2 separate regions of the Homo sapiens genome follow, and region 2 is linked to region 1. A link is an interaction called in ENCODE POLR2A ChIA-PET data of the cell type or tissue named here. Cell type or tissue: A673. All regions are shown on one strand. Each heading gives the region's core, and the rest is flanking DNA. Links, peaks and the distances in the headings are about the cores only. Region 1 overlaps RAB6A (RAB6A, member RAS oncogene family). Region 2 overlaps ARHGEF17 (Rho guanine nucleotide exchange factor 17).

What was found. ChIA-PET counts read pairs that join two places held together with the same protein. Peaks named below come from ENCODE experiments on the same cell type or tissue, not always from the same donor. Only the 100,000 strongest peaks of a DNase experiment are listed, where the experiment ranks them.
Region 2: POLR2A ChIA-PET joins it to region 1 with 21 read pairs; 2 of 35 experiments call an interaction of 5 or more read pairs at or near these places.

Annotation. Positions count from the first base shown.
Region 1 is chr11:73,698,171-73,705,556 of GRCh38, forward strand. The region is part of intron 6 of RAB6A (RAB6A, member RAS oncogene family); the gene reads right to left. Among named protein-coding and RNA genes, the nearest start is that of PLEKHB1, 55 kb to the left of the region's middle. In A673, for the core only: no CTCF peak of the experiment used is centred there; no DNase peak of the experiment used is centred there.
Region 2 is chr11:73,310,101-73,317,486 of GRCh38, forward strand. ARHGEF17 (Rho guanine nucleotide exchange factor 17) reads left to right here. Exons shown (of 21, transcript NM_014786.4): 1 at 1-1,730. Among named protein-coding and RNA genes, the nearest start is that of ARHGEF17-AS1, 4.4 kb to the left of the region's middle. RefSeq lists an enhancer at 4,250-4,429. In A673, for the core only: no CTCF peak of the experiment used is centred there; a DNase peak (open chromatin) is centred at 4,481; H3K4me3 peaks cover 496 bases; H3K27ac peaks cover 4,737 bases.

The sequences.
Region 1 (7,386 bases), core at 767-5,766:
AGATTGTGCCACTGCACTCCAGCCTGGGTGACAGAGTGAGACTCTCAAAAAAATAAATAAATAAAAATAAAAAATAAAGTCCTACTGTGTTAAGGATATGAAACACAAAAGGATAAATTGGGGTGAGGTTAAATTTGAGAGAGGCAGAATATAAGGCTTAAGATCTCAGATTTTGGAACTAAATAGACCTGGGCTCACATTGCAGTTTAAGTTATAATCTTAAGCAAGTTACTTGGCCTCTAAAACTTTGGTTTCATATCAGTGAAATGAATATACTTATCTACTTCATAGGGATATTGTGAGAATTAAGTTAAACACTTGGTACATTAAATGGATCTAGCAGATAGTATTTAGGCAATTCTAGGAAAGTTATATAATTTCTACGCTTCAGATTTTCTCTCTAAAATCAGACCAACAATAGCAGTTGACTCGTAGGATTGTTACATAGATTCCTTCTTGTATTCGACAAGTATCTAAGCACCTAGATATTGTATATAAAGTGCTTGCTAGGAAGGCAATATGAAAGATTTTAAGTGAACGTTCATGGCATAGTATTTACACTATGTGTGCTAGGTAGTCTTGTATCATACATATGTTAATTTTTCTTCTTCCTAGAAGCATCCCCAGTTACCTATCCAAATCAAGTACACTCAGTTCAGCTCAGATACTTTTTTTGCGATTTTTTTTTTTTTTTTTTTTGAGATGGAGTCTTGCTCTGTCGCCCAGGCTGTAATGCAATGGCACAATCTCAGGTCACTCCAACCTCCGCCTCCCAGGTTCAAGTGATTCTCCTGCCTCAGCCTTCCCAGTAGCTGGGATTACAGGCGCCCGCCACCACACCCAGCTAATTTTTTGTATTTTTAGTAGAGACAGAGTTTCACCATGTTGGTCAGGCTGGTCTCGAACTCCTGACCTCCGGTGATTCACCCACCTTGGCCTCCCAAGGTGCTGGGATTACATGTTTGAGCCACTGCGCCAGGCCGATAATGCTGTTTTTTAAACAAAGCATTCCTCAACCATTCTAACTATATGTGATATCATTCAATTAGTCAATAAACCTCTTTGTGCCAGCATTCGTTTTGCTTCTCTCCTTTTTAATTTTTTTGAATCAAGGGTCTTGCTCTGTCATCCAGGCTGGAGTGCAGTGGCGTGCTAATAGCTCACTGCAACCTCCAACTCCTGGGGTCAAGTGACGGTCCCATCTCAGGCTCTCTCAGGCTCCTGAATAGCTGGGACTACAGACACTCAACCAGAGCTAGGTAATTTTTAAATTTTTATTTATTTTTCATTATTCTGTAGAGACAAGTTTTCCCTTTTTTGCCAAGGCTGGTCTCAAACACCTGGCTTTCAAGCAAGCCTCCCAACTCAGGCTCAGAGGTGTGAGCCACTGCGCCTGGCCTTGCTTCTCAATAATTACGATGTATCTTACTGTCTGTAGCATTTGCTAGGAATTTATCATGTATGACCCATTCTTTACTGCACAGTCTTCATGAGAATGTGACTCTTCTTCCCAACAATATCATAAGTTTCTTGAAGTTAGGAACCACATTTTACATAACTTTTTATTTTCCAAAGTACCTACAGTGGTCTAGCGTGCCACACTTGATACCTATGGATTTAGGTACATGACAAAAGCCCAAGATTAACACCTGCTATAAGCCAACTGTGGTAGACATGGGAGATATAGTGATGAGGAAAAGATATGATCACCACCAATGCATAAGGTACATATACTATTTCAGCCAATATAAAATAATTTTCCCATACATATAACATTGCAACTCCATGGTTAGTATGTACACAAGCTTTCATTGACCTGTTAGAGCTGATGCCCATCAGCTATCACTAGTTTCTCATAAAGTCTTCTCTCTTTCAAACAAATCTTCTTTTTATGATAAGTACTAATGATTTTAGAAGTTGAAGATCAAGGAGTTTTTCTTTTCTTTTTCCATTTTTCAGTACTACAAAATATATAATAAGGTGACACCACACACTTATTGCTTCACTAAAAGAATGTACTAATTCCCAGATGAAAAGCCAGGTGAAGGCTAAAGTAATCACCTTATCATTATCATTTCTTCAGCAATTTAAACACCATACCACTTTCAAAAACAAAGTAATACTTATGCATTAGAAAAAAAGAATTTGGGCCAGGCACCATGGCTCACACCTGTAATTCCAACACTTTGGGAGGCCAAGGCTGGTGGATCACTTGAGGCCTGGGCAATATAGCAAGACCCATCTCTAGGAAAAATAAATAATTAGCTGGGTATGATAGTGGGGGCCTGTAGTCCTAGCTACTTAGAAGGCTGATGAGGCAGGAGGATTGCTTGAGCCCAGCAGTTCAAGGCTGCAGTGAGCCGTGTTCATACCACTATACTCCAGCCTGGGTGACAGAGCAAGACCCTGTCTCAAAAAAAAAAAAAAAAGTGTGTGTGTGGGGGGGGGGGGGGGAGGAGGGTAGTGGATGAGAAATCTAAGGAGTAAAACTATTTTTCAGAGGCTGTCTTTTTATGAAATACTGAATGGAATGAAACACATTTTACTTAAATATGCTATATAATACAAATGATCATGTTAGATATTACTATTTATGCTAGTTCTAGTACTGATTGTTTTATTTTTTAAATGACAACAATCTTCTGTAAGACAGAAGCAGGACTTTAGGGTCAAGTGCTTAAATCAAAATAAAGAGCAAAAGGGTTAAGCACAGGACATTTTTAAGTAAGAAGGCAAAGTAGTATTATTGGGTAAAATAAACTGTTTTAAGGCAAGGTTCTTGGGTGCTACAGCCTAGTCACTTGAATCATGATTAGATAATAAATGATGTAAAAGCTCTCTCACAATTATTTAAAAAGAAAACAGTAACTGTGAAAGCCCATTTTTAAGCTTTTATTATGTGATGTGCATTATAATCTAGTAAATGAGGAAATGGGGAAGAGGAATCCAGTTAGATTAGCAGAAAGCTAGGAAACAACTCTGTATATGGAAAAGTAGAACTACATGGTACCTATAGTACTGATAAATATATACCTTATATACAGAAAGACTTCTGTGTATCTTCTGGTAAAAAGGCATGATTTTGTCAAATAAAATGAGTACAATCAAAAATCAAAAATAGTTCTGCTTACAAACATACACAGCTGAGAAAACACACAACGGTAATAACAGGCATGTAAGACTGTGATTCTCAATGTTTTCCAAGACAGTGACTAGACTGTGAAATTTACCTCAGAAAGTCCTGAATACCAGCACAACTTCTGAATTGTGACTGACCTACATAGCAAGAACTCAGAAGAGATCAGAGATTATTTCACGATAATCAGTTTTATTTCCTTTATCAGATATTTTAATTTTTACCCCTATAAATTCAGTGCAGACTTTAGCTTTGGTAATAGCAGAGCAGCTTGTATAAGACTAACACTCTTGTACATACAGCAATGATTAACTCTGGATATGGGGACATTTCTTTTTTCTTTCGTGTTTTTTGTTTTTTATTTTGAGACAGGGTCTTGCTCTATTGCTCAGGCTGGAGTGCAGTGGTGTGATCTCAGCTCACTGCTGCCTCGACCCCCTGGGCCAAGCAATCCACCCAGCTCAACCTCCCAAGTAGTTGGGACTACCACGCTGGGTTAATTTCTGTGTTTTTTTGTAGAGACAGGGTTTCGTCATGTTGCCCAAGCAGGTCTCAATTGCTGGGCTCAAGAAATCAGCCTGCCTTGCCTTGGCCTCCCAAAAGCGCTGGGAATACAGGCCTGTGCAACCACACACAGCCCACGAGGGACAGTTCTTTACATACAAAAAGTCAACAGATAATGAAGACATAATGATCCTAAATATGTATACACTTACTAACATAACTTCAAAATACAAGAAGTAACAGCTGACAGAACTAATCAGCAAAGCGAACAATACATCGTTGTTGTTATAGGTTTCAATATCCCCTTCTCAGTTATCGACAGAACTGGACAAAAAACTAGTAAGGATATATAAGGTGTTTTTTTGTTTATTGAGACAGTCTTGTTCTGTTGCTTAGGCTGGAATGCAGTGGCGCAATCATGCCTCACTGCAGCCTTGAACTCCTGGGCTCAAGCAATCCTCTGCCTCAGTCTCCTGAGTAGCTGGAACTACAGGTGCATGCCACCATGCTCAGCTAATTTTCAAAAAAATTTTTCTACTTTTGTAGAGACAGGGTTTCACTATGTTGACCAGGATGGTTTTGAACTCCTGGCCTCAAGTGATCCTCCCACATCCACCTCCTGAAGTGCTGGGATTATGGGCATGAGCCGCTGTGCCCAGCCAGGCTATATAAGGTTTGAGAATGCTGTCAAACATGTTAACTAGTATACCTGATAACTGTAAAAAAAATTCTTTTTCCAGTACATATAAGAACATTCAATAAGATAGACCATATGATAGGCCATAAAACTTGTCTCAATAAATTACAAATGACTGAAATATTACAGAGTGTATTCTCTGACTATAACAGAATTAAATTAGAAGCCAGTAACAATTAAGATTATCTAGAAATGTCCCTAAACATTGGGAAATTAACAACATATTTCCATATCTTCATTGCTGTGGTCATTATACCTGTAAATACATTTACCAAAACTCATCTAATAGTCAATTTAAGATGTATACATTTCACTGTACATAAATGTTTATCTCAATTTTATATATATTATTATTTTTTTTTTTCTTGAGACAGAGTCTCGCTCTGTCACCCAGGCTGGAGTGCAGTGGTGTGATTTTGGCTCACTGCAATCTCCGCCTCCTGGGTTCAAGTGATTCTCTTGCCTCAGACTCCCGAGTAGCTGGGATTACAGGTGTATGAGACCACATCCAGCTAATTTTTTAATTTTTTAGTAGAACTCCTGACCTCAAGTGATCCGCCTGCCTCAGCCTCCGAAAGTGCTGGGATTATAGGCATGAGCAACCATGCCTGGCCTAATTAAAAAAAATTGGAAAAAAAAAATTCAACATGGGTTCAGGTGAATGCAAAGAAACGGAAGATGAACATGTATCTATGTCTAAGGTGTAGTCAAAACAGCAAATGAAGGGCAATTCTCCAAGTAACCTGGCTTCTCTAGGGCTTGTTCAGTCTAGCTAAGAAAATTCTTAAGACAGAACCAAGGACATGAAATAAATCTTATTTTTATGGCAAAACAATGCAGCTCTAAGAATCTGCTAAAAAAAAATAAAGTATATTATCATTCATTCAATGAACATTTATGGAGTTTGTTGTTTAGTGGGGAGGCAGAATAAACTGACAATTAAAAAATTTCTGGCCAGATACAGTGGCTCACGCCTGTAATCTCAGCACTTTGAAAGGCTGAGGTGGGCGTATCACCTAAGGCCAGGAGTTTCAGACCAGCCTGGCCAACGTGGCAAAACCCTGTCTCTACAAAAAATATAAAAATTAGCTAGACACAGTGGCATGCACTTATAATCCCAGCTAGGCAGGAGGCTGAGGCATGAGAATCACTTGAACCAGGGAGGCGGAGGTTGCAGTGAGCCAAGATTGTGCCACTCACTCCAGCCTGGGCAACAGAGCAAGACTGTCTAAAAAAAACCCAAAACAAAAACAAAAACAATCTAAATTAAAAGTAAGAAGGGCTGGGCGCCGTGGCTCACGCCTGTATACCCAGCACTTTGGGAGGCCGAGATGGATGGATCTTGAGGTCAGGATCATATAAAAATACAAAAATTGGCTGGGCGTGGTGGCATGCGCCTGTAGTCCCAGCTATTTGGGAGGCTGAGGCAGGAGAACTGCTTGAACCCGGGAGGCAAGGTTGCAGTGAGCCGAGGTGGTGCCACTGCACTCCAGCCTGGGCAACAGAGGGAGACTCCATCTCAAAAAAAAAAAAAAAATTTCTAACATCAGATTATGGTAATAGTTGTACAATGCTATAAATTTACTAAAAATCGACCAGGCAGAGGGGCTCATACCTATAATCTCGAAATCTTCGAGGCCAAGTTGGGAGGATCACCTGAGTCTAGGAGTTCAAGACTAGCCTGGGCAACATGGCAAGAACCTATTCTCTGGAAAAAAATTAAAAATTAGCTGGGCATGGTGGTGTGTGCCTGTAGTCCCAGCTATTCTGGAGGCTGAGGTGGGAGAATCACTTGAGCCTGAGAGGTCAAGGCTGCAATGAGCTGTGATCATGCCACTGCACTCCAGCCTGGGCAACAGAGCAAGACCACAACTCAAAAAAATAAAAATAAGAAGGGCCAGGCATGGTGGCTCACACCTGTAATTCCAGCAATTTGGGAGACCGAGGCAGGCAGATCACGAGGTCAGGAGATCGAGACCATCCTGACCAACATAGTGAAACTCCGTCTCTACTAAAAATACAAAAAAATTAGCTGGGCATGGTGGCGCTCGACTGTAGTCCCAGCTACTCGGGAGGCTGCGGCAGGAGAATCACTTCAACCCAGGAGGCAGAGGTTGCAGTGAGCTGAGATCGTGCCACTGCACTCCAGCCTGGCGACAGAGTGAGACTCCATCTCAAAAAAAATAAATAAATAAAAAATAAAAATAGTCTGGGTGCAGTGGCTCACACCTGTAATCCCAGCACTTTGGGAGGCCGAGGTGGGCAGATCACGAGGTCAGGAGATCGAGACCATCCTGGTGAACACGGTGAAACCCCCTATCTACTAAAAATACAAAAAATTAGCCAGGCGTGGTGGTGGGCGCCTGTAGTCCCAGCTGCTCGGGAGGCTGAGGCAGGAGAATGGCGTGAACCTGGGAGGCGGAGCTTGCAGTGAGCCGAGATCACGCCACTGCACTCCAGCCTCGATGACAGAGCGAGACTCCATCTCGAAAATAAATAATAAATAAATAAATAACAAAAATAATAAAAATAAAATTGGAAGCAATCAAACATTATGAAGATACTAGACATCAGTGGTGCTTACTGTATGCTATCTGATAATTCTAGAGTTTCTAAACCTATGAGACTACTTAGGGTCAGGGCTAGGGGACTACAGCAATGCCTTCTTTAGCTATTAACCAGGAAAAGGACAGCCTGTACCAGGATATATAAGCAACTAGCTCACACCCTTATCAAAATGTCTCTAAAAGAGAAAGCCAGCTGGGTGTGGTGGCTCACACCTGTAATTCCAGCACTCTGGGAGACAGAGGCAGGCAGATCACTTAAGGCCAGGAGTTTGAGTCAAGCCTGGCCAACAAGGTGAAACCCTGTCTTTACTAAAAGTACAAAAATTAGCCGGGAATGGTGCTGCACACCTGTAATCCCAGCTACTGGGGAGTGTGAGGCATGACAATCACTTGAACCCTGGAGGCAGAGGTTGCAGTGAGCCGAGATTGCACCACTGCACTCAGCCTGGCTGACACAGCAAGACCCTGTCTCAAATAAAAAA
Region 2 (7,386 bases), core at 1,613-6,612, 390 kb before region 1:
GAAAACCTGGTGGGAGCTCCGGGGACCGTGGAAGCAACCCCCTAGATGGCAGAGACTCACCATCCGCAGGTGGCCCTGTGGGGCAACTTGAACCCATACCCATCCCAGCCCCAGCATCACCTGGCACGCGCCCCACACTCAAGGACTTGACAGCCACTCTGCGGAGAGCAAAGTCATTCACCTGCTCTGAGAAGCCCATGGCCCGCCGCCTGCCCCGCACCAGTGCTCTGAAGTCCAGCTCCTCCGAGCTCCTGCTCACAGGCCCTGGTGCCGAGGAGGATCCGCTGCCCCTCATCGTCCAGGACCAATATGTGCAGGAGGCCCGCCAGGTTTTTGAGAAGATCCAGCGCATGGGTGCCCAACAAGATGATGGAAGCGATGCCCCCCCTGGAAGCCCTGACTGGGCAGGGGATGTGACCCGAGGGCAGCGGTCCCAGGAGGAGCTCTCAGGCCCTGAGTCCAGTCTGACAGATGAAGGCATTGGGGCAGACCCTGAGCCTCCTGTTGCAGCATTTTGCGGCCTGGGTACCACAGGGATGTGGCGACCTCTTTCCTCATCCTCGGCCCAGACGAACCACCATGGCCCTGGGACTGAGGACAGTCTGGGCGGGTGGGCCCTGGTGTCGCCTGAGACCCCTCCCACACCAGGTGCCCTCCGCCGACGACGCAAAGTCCCACCTTCAGGTTCTGGTGGGAGCGAATTGAGCAATGGGGAGGCAGGGGAGGCCTACAGGTCCCTGAGTGACCCAATTCCTCAGCGCCACCGGGCTGCCACCTCTGAAGAGCCTACTGGGTTCTCTGTGGACAGCAACCTCCTGGGCTCACTGAGCCCCAAGACAGGGCTCCCTGCCACCTCAGCCATGGATGAGGGCTTGACCAGTGGTCACAGTGACTGGTCTGTGGGCAGTGAAGAGAGCAAGGGATATCAGGAGGTTATTCAGAGCATAGTTCAGGGGCCTGGCACCCTGGGGCGTGTGGTGGACGACAGGATTGCTGGCAAAGCCCCCAAGAAGAAATCCCTGAGTGACCCCAGCCGCCGTGGGGAGCTGGCTGGGCCTGGATTCGAGGGCCCTGGAGGGGAGCCCATCCGAGAAGTTGAGCCCATGCTGCCTCCATCCAGCAGCGAGCCCATCCTTGTAGAGCAGCGGGCAGAGCCAGAAGAACCTGGTGCCACCAGGAGCCGGGCACAGTCTGAAAGGGCCCTACCTGAGGCTCTGCCTCCCCCTGCCACTGCCCACCGAAACTTTCACCTTGACCCCAAGCTGGCTGACATTCTGTCCCCGAGGCTAATCCGCCGAGGCTCCAAGAAGCGCCCAGCTCGGAGTAGTCACCAGGAGCTTCGGAGAGACGAGGGCAGTCAGGACCAGACTGGCAGCCTGTCTCGGGCCCGGCCCTCCTCCAGACACGTTCGCCATGCCAGTGTGCCCGCCACATTTATGCCTATTGTGGTGCCTGAGCCACCAACTTCTGTTGGTCCCCCTGTGGCTGTGCCAGAACCCATAGGCTTCCCTACCCGAGCCCATCCCACGTTGCAGGCACCATCGCTCGAGGACGTCACCAAGCAGTACATGCTGAACCTGCACTCCGGTGAGGTCCCTGCCCCAGTGCCAGTGGACATGCCCTGCTTGCCTCTGGCTGCACCGCCCTCTGCTGAGGCCAAGCCCCCTGAGGCAGCTCGGCCTGCAGATGAGCCTACCCCTGCCAGCAAGTGCTGCAGCAAGCCACAGGTGGTGAGTCCTTTGTAGGGGCCTTCAGATTGGGGCCAAAGAAGGGCCATGGGCACCGACTTCGGTTGGAGCCTTTTGCATTGTATTCACTGGTCAGGTGCCCAGGTGCCAAGGGTGCTTTTCTGGTCCTGGAAGTGCCTGTGCAGTTTTAAGAGTTGTTAATGACACAGGGCTCCTGTCTACTCAGGCCCTGTAGAAGCTTCAGTTTTCTGCTGGTGCTAATGGCAAAGGGTCTTGTCTGCTCCAGGTGTTCTGGGTGGTAATTACAAAGGATTCTTATCTTGTCCTTTGGATGTTTCTCAGGGACTGGTTTTGGAAATCCCTGTGTGGTTCTTTGTTGGAGGGATGAGTGTGATGGCACCCAGCGCAGGCTCAGTCCTTTCTCTGAGGCTTGCTACTCTGTTGGCCAGACCCTTGATAGGATGTTTGGCTCAGGGGCCACAGTTGACATGGGTTTGCCCTTCTTCGTGTGGCTTTCCTGTGACAGGTCAGAATATAGATGTGTTCCTGGGCCTGGGAGAATTGGGGAGGTACAAGGCTTTACTTTATGGAGGAGCAGAGGGGGCTCAGGGTTCTAACTGCAGTTCTGTTCTTGCTGTGTGACATTGGCCTTTCTCTGTGACTTAATCTCCCCAATCAGGGGAGATAGGTGGACAAACTAGTGCCTATGTTTCCATCCAGCTGGTACTGTGCAGATTTGGGGGAGCCTGCGGTTTTGAGTTGGGGACTCTTGGGGCCTGAGTTCTGCCAGAGCCTCCTCAGATGAAAAAAGCTTCTAGATGGGGGCTTCTAGGGGAGGATAGAGGCAGGGAGGGGGCTGCAGAGGCTGGGCAGCCAGGGCCCTTTAGAGAGGTCAGGAGTGGTTCTGGGCCCCATATTCAGGGCTGCCTCTATGGGTCTGGGGGGTCGGTTCTTGTTCCCCCATCCTGTCTGCTTGCATCTTTTCCCCACTCTACCCCCTTCTTGGTGACTCTGAGATGCACCCCGTTTCTGCCAGACCCCCAGCCCTGGGGGCTCACTCTCCCTGAGACCCCTCCTTCTACCTTCTGGCTTCAGCTATCCCTGGAGTTTAGGCTGTGGATTCAGATGGGATCCAGATGGCATATGCCCTGGCATCTGGGTTGGGAGCTAGATTCCAGGCTGTGGATTCTGAGCTGAGCTCAGCGATGGCCAGTGGTTACTTCAACTGTGGCCTGCGCTCCCACTGCGCTCCCTGACTGTGTGAGAAGCCTGGAAATTATAAACCCTGGACTGATTCAGTCACTCCCTTTCCCAGCACTCTCATGGCCCCTCTGAACTCCCTTTCTCTTTGTTTCTCTCTCCTTGTCTCCAGTTACCCCTGGTCCTGGCTCTGGGGTTTCTCATGGAGGCTGCAGAGAGAGCAGGCAGGGAGTGGGGAGCGGGGCGTTTTGAACCTGTCCTTCCTTCTGAGTCCCAGTGAGGGCAGCTCCGGTGCCCCTGAACTCCAGTGCCAGTTCTGAAGGTGGGGGAGGGGAGGAAGACAGCAGGTCCAGTTCTTGTCAGGGGTCTCCTCCCCAGCCTCCTTTCCCATATATCTTTTCTGGGAGCCTTGAAGGCTCAAATGGGGGAGAGGACAGGAGTAAACCAAGGGACTCAGGGAGACTGAAGGTGGGTTGGGGGTGCTTCTAAGAGAAGGCTTTGAGACCCAGAGAGGAGGTGGGAGTTTACAGAACTTCTCCTGCCCCACCTCCCTTCACATTCTCCTCTACCCCCCACCCCTTTCTGGAGCTCTGAGGCGGGACAGATCTGCCATAACATGGGCTTCTCCCTGCCACGAACAGAGGCCTTCTCTGATCTCCAAGCTTTTGCCCACTCCAGGCCTCTCACTTTTCCAGGCCCAGCTTGATGTCCCCTTAGGGGGAGGTAACTGGTGAGTCTGTCATTAGAAGAGCAGGGTGTGAGCCTTGCTCTTCTGATCCCTGTGTGGCCTAGGATCCATCATATCCCTGCTCTGTGCCTCACTTCCCCCTTCCATAAAATGGGGGTAATGGCCTCTGCCTGGCAGGCTGTCTCTTGTGGTGAATGGGTGGTGTGATCATTTCCTCTCTGGTAGCAGGAAAGAAGAAAAATGGAGGCTGCACTGCCCAGCTGCTTCTCAGCCACCAGGCTTGGCTTGTGAACACAGGGCTGGGTCCTCGGGGGCCTCAGTATAACCTGGTGGACTGCAGTAGCCTCTGAGAACATCCATCATCCTCCAATTTCCCACACCCTCATAAAGCCTGGAAGTTCTCCCATCTGCTAGCTTGAACCCCTCCTGCTGTCCCCTTCCTTCTGGCTCCCAGAATATGGGGAGCAGCTGTCCACCCCCTCCTGGTGGCCTCTGTTGAGGAGACAATGTTCCCTTGTTTCAAGCCTGAGGCTCCAGTCATGCTCCCTGGGCCGTGGGTGGAGATGGCGTGGTATGGACTCCAGAATAAGCAGAGACGAGAGGAGCTGTCATTCTTTGCTTCTGGCAGTCCCTGGGGACTAAGGGGATGCCCCCCGCCCCCCAGGCTGTAGGGAGTCCTTCACCCTCAGGTCCACATTCGTGCTCTGTGTGGTGTTGCCCCCATTGCCGGGAAGTGGGAGGCCTGGGGCCAGGCCTGGCTCAGCCTTTGACTCACTCAGACCTGGACAGAGTCATCTTTGTCTCTCAGTTTTCCCATCTGTACAGTGGGAGGTTAGACTGCCTGGTCTGTGAGGCTCAGAAGGAGGGAGTCAGCCTGCAGGGGGTGTCAAGTGAAATGGGAGGAGCCAGCGGTGTGGCTGGAGGGGAGAGAAAGGCAGCTGTCTGCAATAGCTGCATGAACCCAGGAGAACAGGGAGTAACAGTAGCTCATGGGTCATTTATTCCAGGAATGCCTGTCTGTGTGCCGGGAGGTGAGGAGGCAGAGCTGTCAGGCCTCCCTGCCCCGCCCCTCCCACACTCTTGTTACCTCCACTGAGGCCCACTGTAGCCTGGTTGGTCAACAACTCTTCCTGTGAGGGAGAGCTTCCCCCGCCCCAGCCTCAAAGTGCAGAGTCTTGCAGTCCCACCTTCTGCCCTCAGGTCCCTGATACCCGTTTGACACATGCCACAACTGTAGCCCACAGCAGGGGGTGACTTGTCTCTCAGCATCATAGGCAGATGAACTCACGAAATTTTAACATACTGAAATAGCAGTAACAATGACGAACATTTATCAAGTGCTTGCTATGTGCCAGACACTATCTGTTTCATTCTTCAACTGTGAAAGCTGTGGATATCTTACAGTGCAGACTTAGAGTCGAAGACTGTTGGATTCACCCTGAATCCTAGCATATCAGTGTCTTAGAGGTGAGGGGTCCCAAGGAGATTGGCCTGCCATCTGAGTAGCGGGGACAAGTCAGCAGACAGTTGGGAGTGTCACCTCCACATCCCCAACAGCCTGAACACTTTCATAGTGGTTATTTAATTCACCAGGGCCTGGGGTTGGGATGGGAAGAACTTTGAGACCCAGAAAGGGAGAATGCTAGGTCTAAGGTCACACAGCAAGGGCGGGCAGAACCAGGCCCATGCACCAGGACCCTGGCCTTGTTCCTCTCCACTCAGACCCCCTCCCTACCCAGCCAGCTCCCTGCCTTGCTGATGAAGGTCTGGCAACAGCTCTTCTAGTCACCCTTCTTTCTCCCCTTTTGGCGGGGAACCTGCGGGGGTGGAGGTTCTCTCCTTCCCCTCCTTGGCTCTTTGTGTGATTTTTCCATGGAAACTGGTTCTGGGGGGAAAGGAGGAGGTGATTAGGACACTTGGAATTCTGAGCGGTACCAAATATCTATAATTAAATGTCTTGTCACCCAGCAGGAGGGGGTGAGATGAGGGAGGACAGGCAGAAGGGCAGCCCCTTTCCTCTGTTTATTCCTCACATCTCCTCCCAACTCCTTCCTAAGGGCCTGGGCTCTTGGGGGGAACACTGTCCAGGAATGAGTCCTCCCCAGCGAGGAAGGGTTGGGGGATGGACTAGAGTTGAGTCTGACATTTTCCAGCCCCACGTTTCTGGGACCAGCTGGGTTTGGGAGGCGGAGAGGCTGCTGCTAATCCTGTCCCCAGCCCCCTCTCCCCGTGTAGGGACTTACCCCTCCTGCTTCCCTCCCACCCTCCCATCTGTGATCTTTCAGGCTACACATTGCTGCCCCAAAGCAGGGTGGAGGCACCCCCAGGCTTCCTGGGAGCCGAGGCACACAGAGTGTAGGATCTAGAAGCCAACTCGAAGGGGCTTAGGATGTTGAGGGACTAGCCTGGAAACTGGCCGAGGGACTTCCTAGAAGAGGCTCTGCCTAAGCTTGAGCTTGAACACTGAGCAAGAGGGAGAGGCTCTATGAAGAGGGCACAGCATGAGCAGAGGCTAGGAGATGGAAAGAAATATGGCAGGTTGTGTGCAGTAAAAGTTTGTTTCAGAGACTCAGGTGGCCTTTGATAGGGTAATGCATTCATCCATTAAACAAATACTGTCTGAGCAATAAGACATGTCAGGCCTTCTAGGCCTGGGAATACAGCAGCAAACAAAACAAAAGCCTGTCCTTGTGGAGCTTCCAGACTAGGGAGGAGGCCTGTCTGTAAATGGAGATATTCTGTGTCAGGGAGTGGTAGGGTCCGAGAAAAAAATAAAGCAGGATAAGGGAGTAGAGAATGACAGGGTGGGGTACTTTAGATCAAGAGATCAGGAATGCCTGTCTGAGGAGGTGACATTTGAGCAGAAGCCTGGAGGAAGTGAGGGAGCAGGTCAGGTGGCTGAGGGAAACAGCATTCTGGGCAGAGAGGAACAGCAGATGCAAAGGCACTGAGGTGGTTGAGAAACAGTCAAGAGAACTGTATGGATGGAGCAGAGAAGTAGAAGATCAGAGGTGGGTTAGGGTGAGGAAGATCATGTAGGCCAATAGGAGGACTTCAGCACATACTCAAAGTGAGATGGGGCAGGTGCTGTTGGAAGGTTCTGAGTGGAATAGTGGCCTGGTCTGACTTAAGCATTCACAGGTCTGCTCTGGCTGCTCCATGTGGATAGATTGCAAGGGGCCAGGTGGAGGCTGTGAGGCCAGTCAGAAGGCTGCTGGAATAATCTGGACAAGAGATGATGGTGGCTTGGGCCCAGGCAGAGATGGTGGAGTGGTGGGTTTCTGCTGCAGCCCCAGGGGCTCCTCAAGGGCCTGGACCCCAATGTTCAAGGTGAACACAGAGCTACAACTTCTCACATGGCTGGGCAGTGTGTGAGGGGTCACTTAGGGTGGGGAGGTGGAGTTTGAAAAGTCCCCAGGGTGGACTGGGCTTTGCGCTACACTGGCCACCCCCTGCAGACCCACATTGGCTTGGCTGAAAGGCTAGGAGAGTGGAGCCGCCACAGGGTCCCAGTGAGGCAGGTGACAGGGCCATATCCCACTGGTGTCTCCTCTGCAGCCACCATGACACCCATTTAGCTCCAGCGTGCATGTCTCCTGGGACAGGGAGCTCATGCCTCCCCCTACCCCCCAAGGTAGCCCCATCCCTCCCATCTGATCCTCCAGCTACGTGGGCATTGCCATGGCTCCAATAGTCCAATAAAGAAGCAGGCTCAGAGTGGGCAGGGTCTGCCCAAGGCCCCAAAGCTTGAGTATGGGATTTGGCTCCCAGTGTCCTGACTCCCAGACCGTACATTGGTCCCACAGAGTT